Linked DNA regions of Homo sapiens: region 2 is linked to region 1. Evidence: read pairs that join two places in POLR2A ChIA-PET (ENCODE). Cell type or tissue: OCI-LY7. All regions are shown on one strand.

The links. ChIA-PET counts read pairs that join two places held together with the same protein. Peaks named below come from ENCODE experiments on the same cell type or tissue, not always from the same donor. Only the 100,000 strongest peaks of a DNase experiment are listed, where the experiment ranks them.
Region 2: POLR2A ChIA-PET joins it to region 1 with 5 read pairs; 1 of 35 experiments calls an interaction of 5 or more read pairs at or near these places.

Annotation. Positions count from the first base shown.
Region 1 is chr10:43,939,720-43,942,219 of GRCh38, forward strand. The region is part of intron 2 of LINC00841 (long intergenic non-protein coding RNA 841); the gene reads left to right. Among named protein-coding and RNA genes, the nearest start is that of LINC02659, 29 kb to the left of the region's middle. In OCI-LY7, no CTCF peak of the experiment used is centred here; DNase peaks (open chromatin) are centred at 392 and 1,542; H3K4me3 peaks cover 2,453 bases; H3K27ac peaks cover 2,500 bases.
Region 2 is chr10:45,461,089-45,463,588 of GRCh38, forward strand. MARCHF8 (membrane associated ring-CH-type finger 8) reads right to left here. Exons shown (of 8, transcript NM_001282866.2): 5 at 2,063-2,500; 6 at 143-323. Among named protein-coding and RNA genes, the nearest start is that of MARCHF8, 73 kb to the right of the region's middle. RefSeq lists an enhancer at 2,198-2,500. In OCI-LY7, no CTCF peak of the experiment used is centred here; DNase peaks (open chromatin) are centred at 133, 1,483 and 2,353; H3K4me3 peaks cover 2,397 bases; H3K27ac peaks cover 2,500 bases.

The DNA.
Region 1 (2,500 bases):
AGTGAAGGCAGCTGTGTGGCGGTGGGGCCACAGGGCAGGTAGCATGGATGGAGAGAGGATTCTGAATAACTTTGACTCCGCAGGTTTTTCATAAGGAAGGGCTGAACAAAAGCAGCCAAGGGGGCCAGAGAAAGAGAAAGTAGAGAGTGTGAGATTAGAGGAGATGGGCAAGTTCTAGTGAAGATGCAATGGCCCATAGTGTCACAGAAGACAAAGACTGCAAAGAGGCCCTTAGCGTCAGTGACCCAGAGGCCTGTGCTGAGGCCTGCGCTGACTTGTGGCTGGTAAAGTTTCAGTGGAGGTGGAGGCAGAGATTACTGTGGGCCAAGGAATGGGGGCAGGAGAGGAAACAGCTGGTGACAATCTGTGGTCACATTTGCCTGTGAATGAGAGGAGAAAGGATGAGAGTAACTGTGGAGAGGTGTGAGGCTGAGGCAGGGTTTTACTTTTACTGGGAGAAGGAGCATATTGATGGTGATGAGATTGCGAAGGGTGGCAGATGGAGGTTACATACTGTCATGAGTGTGAGCGAGGGAGAGAAGACTGCAAGGGGCTTGCCCAGAGCCGGCAGTCAGGGATGGCTTAGCACGTTTGCTCACCAGCTGGGAGGCCTATAAATGTCATTTGGATGCCTTCCAGGGATTAGCCAGGGGACACAGATGGATTTAGTAAGGATGATAACAGATAGTTCTCTTTTTAAGCAAGGTCACATGGTAGTGCATGGTGTGTGTGTGGTGTGCATGTGTGTGTGTGCTGTGCACGTGTGTGTGTGTGTTAATAGCTACCAGAGCCCAGGTTTCAAACTGAAATCACTTGCAAAAGGGTGAATATGGCTGTGGGGGCTGGAATCAGAGAATGAAAGGCTAAACACTGGCCACGACCTTCAGTTCTGGCCTGTGAGCAATAAGAAGACATCATTAGCATAGTCTGACTTTCTCTTTTTTTATTTCTATCTGCGGTGATTTCTCAACATGTCTTCCAATGGGCCGCTGTGAATTTCAGCATCAGTCACCAGCTTCTACTTGCACATGAAATGCATAGTCCCCACTCCCAGCTTTTCAGAGTGCCACACATCTGGAAGCAGCCTCCTGATGCTCCCAGCTCCTTTTGGGTTGTGGATTTGTTTATTTTGCATTTATAGTTTTGCCAAGTTTTTGGCAAATTTTTTGTTGATTTACATTTAACTTTATCAGTCTGTTCAGGGTTTCCTTCCCTAGCTTGTTCTCAGATGTGGCCAAGCATCACTCTTCACCAGGAGGTGAGTGGTTCTCTCCTGGCTGTGGGAACGTGAGCAAGGTTGTGCTACCTCCCTTCACCCGAGGCTCACATCCTCTCCTGCAGTGTGGGATGTCTGGACAGTGGCTCTCCTCCCTCCAGAATCCCTCAGGGGGAGACAATAAAGGATGTGTGAAGATATTGTGCTTACAAAGCCATGCACACATCAGGTTGAAGATGTTGTATAGGTAAAAGTGCTGATCATTCAGCTAAATGCAGCAGGACTGCATTTAGACTGCAGCTGGTATTTTGCATTGCAATGGACAAAAATATTGTGGTCACAGCTGACTTGGGGCTCATTCATTGCATTGTATTTTGTATAAAAGTGTATGAGCCAGAGTGAAGCAGGATGCTGAGGTCCTGCCTTTCTGGGCATCTCTGGGAGGCAAACCACACTGTTGGGCTTCCAGGTGTCTGGGTAAGATTGTCCTGCAGCCTACCCCTCCATTCCAGGAAGCTTCCTAATGTTTGGTTTCCAGAAGAGACCAAAAGTCAACTGACTTTAGGAGCCCCAGCCCTGCTGCCTGCCCCACTGGAGCACTTAGCCAGATCTTGCATGTTTGTATTCCTCTGATAACATGTGGGAATCTGGCAGTACTAACTGGAGCGCACACTCCATTAATTAACTCAGCTCCTAGAAGGTGCCAGGGACTTTCCTAGGAGTTGGGGTGCAAAGATGGAGCAGATATGGCTCCTGCCCTTGAATGGCTCATGGTTCAGTGGGGAGATGGTCCACAAAGCATTGGAATAAGCAACCTGAGAGAGGCATGTGCACAGTGCCATGGACACACAGATGAAAGAGCAGTCGATTCTGAAACTGATGAGACAGAATGATGGCATGGGAAGGGAGCCAGGAAAGGCAGGCTGGGCCTGGAAGGATGACGAGAAGCTCATCATGTGGGGAAAAAATAGAGAAATGGCATTCCAGGTAAAGGTGAAAATGGGTAAAAATACAGACGTGGGACTAGGCACTGAGTGTGCAGAGAAGAGGTAGCATCCTATGAGATGGAGAAATGGAGGGATGGAGTGAGAGAGGCTGACAGAAATTAAAACCAAAGGGAGTGTTTGGTGCCCAGTTTGAAGAGAGCCTAATGGCCGAGTTCCCTCTTCAGCAGCGCAAGCTGTAGAAGGATTCTGAGCAGGGGAGTGACTGAGGGAAGGTGTGGATGCCAGAAAGTGAAACTGCGGGAAACAGAGTATGGCTGCAGGGCTCCTGGCTCACCTA
Region 2 (2,500 bases), 1.5 Mb after region 1:
TCTCTACAATGCAAATGTAAGCACCAGCCCCAGCTTTTTAAGGAAATGAACGCAGGCAAGCCATGACCTCATGATCTGAGACACCAGCTTTCTGGGGGTCACTGGTTTCAGGAAGGGTGAAGCATCCCTTCCTCCCACGTACTTTTCTCAGTGGCTTCAGCTTGGTCTCCATGATGAACTCATACTTGCAGAGCTCGCAGCAGCGCGTGTCGGAGCTCTTGATCCACTGCTGCAGGCAGGCCTGGTGCACGAAGTGGAGGCTTCCTGTGCAGTGGCAGGGGGTGATCAGGGGGCTCTCATCATCTCCTTCACAGTGGCAGATCCTATGGTGGAAGGAAAACCTGTCATTCCAAGGACAGTCCCATGACAGGGAAGCTGACACTTCAGTGGCAGGTTAATCCCCCCAAAGGAAACTCAGAAACGAACATTACAGAAGTGACTATGGGCACAAAAACATACAAACACAAACGAAAACAATCACTACAAACTAAAAATGTCTAGCTTACCGCACCAACATGGAAAGTCTGGAGGGCATTTGGCAACAGAAAGGAAAAAACGATGTAAGAAATGACAAAGCTGTCATTTTTTGGTAAGAAATAAGAACTTCACTGAAAGATGAATTTAAAGCAACATGGAATCATTTTCCAGAACATAAGATGGTAAAATAATTAGAGGGAAAATTTCTATGTAAAACAAAACCTGCATTCCAACATCCAAAAATACCAGTGACCTTAAATGACGTTTGCTTTTTAGCTATAATCACTGACTTTACCTTCATACCCCACAACTACACATTTCTGTCGTCTCTCAGCAAGTAAACAAAGATGACAGTACCTCTCTCCTAGACCTAAAAAACTCACCATTACAAGATGCTGCAATTTCATCTCTTTTTCTTGGGACCACTAATAGCAATAAGTGAGAAATTAATTTGAAAGCACTCTCTATTTCCAAGGAAGTATGCAACAAGGTGTAGCTACTAGCCTGAAGGAACTTAACAGGCTTTTAAGAAACAGAGGGGTCTTTTCCAGCAGCTAGAGAACAGGTTGGGGCACTCGTCCTGGAAGGAGCCAGGCTCTCAGGCTGTTTTAGTGAGGGGATCTCTGATCCAAATGTTAGAAATGATGACAGCTGGCACTAAGGAGCGGAGACTGGAGAAAGGTCAGAATGAGGAGGGCACAAGAGTCATGACAAAAAGTGAATTATGGAGGCCAGACAAGGATGCTGCACAAGGGAAGATAAAGGGGGGAAACAGAGTTAGGATGGGACATAGGTGGCTACACCTCAGTTAAAAAGAAGGAAGGAAGGAGCTACTGGAGAACAGCCAGTCCCCACACACCTTTTGGGGGTAGGTAGGGAGCAAGGGTTAAAAAAGAGGCTGGGAGATGCAACAATGCTTAAAATCTGGACCATCAGGCTGGAAAACTGAAGATACTAGTTTCTTTCTTCCAGTTTCTTTATGCAAAGTCTACTTATTTTTAGTTTAGAAGAGTCAGCTTGGCCTTTAATATGTGTAGCTTCTTCCTCTTTTTTTTTTTGTTTTGTTTTGTTTTTTTTTAGACAGAGTTTCACTCTTGTTGCCCAGGCTGGAGTGCAATGGCGCAATCTTGGCTCACTGCAACCTCCGCCTCCCGGGTTCAAGCAATTCTCCTGCCTCAGCCTCCTGAGTAGCTGGGATTACAGGCGCCCGCCACCACGCCCGGCTAATTTTTGTATTTTTAGTAGAGACGGGGTTTCGCCACGTTGGCCAAGCTGGTCTCAAACTCCTGACCTCAGGTGATCCACCCGCCTCAGCCTCCCAAAGTGCTGGGATTACAGGCGTGAGCCACTGCGCCCAGCCAGCTTCTTCCTCTTTTATCATTTGTAAAACTATCTTGGGACTCACATCATAAAAATTAAGTTTTTCAAACGATATTGATACTCCATTCTTCTGGAGAAAACCATCAACCCACAACTGGTTACAACTTCCTATTACTTCATTTTCCTGAAACTTCACATACTAAAGCAAGAGGAGGTTCCTGATGCGAGCAGAGATGGCTAGAATGGCACTTCCTGGCAAACCAACCTGCAGACATCCCCTGACGTGGACACGGGAGATATGGGGGGTAATTTTTCAGAGAAGGGAGAAGGACAATCCAGGTCGCTGTCCTTTTCCGTGGAGCAGAGGGGCGCCCGCAGAACCCTACTCTTCAGTTTTGCAGATGTGCTGTCCTCAAAGACATCGTCGTCTCCCATCTCGTCAGAGCAGAAGCCCATACTCCCTGCCAGCCCGCTGGAGGACTTGGCAGTGTGCAGGCGAGCAGCGCAGCTCTCCAGCTCATGGAACCTGTGCAGGCTGCTGGCGCTCAAGCCGTGCGAGAGTGAGAACAGGTACTGGAGCAGTTGCCGGCTTCGGGACGTGGCCTCACCATCCGCCTTCTCTTCCAGCAGCAGGCCGGGCCTGCCCCCCTTGCCAGCTTCCACCTCTGAGGCAGTTGAGCGACCGGCAGAAAGGCATGAAACA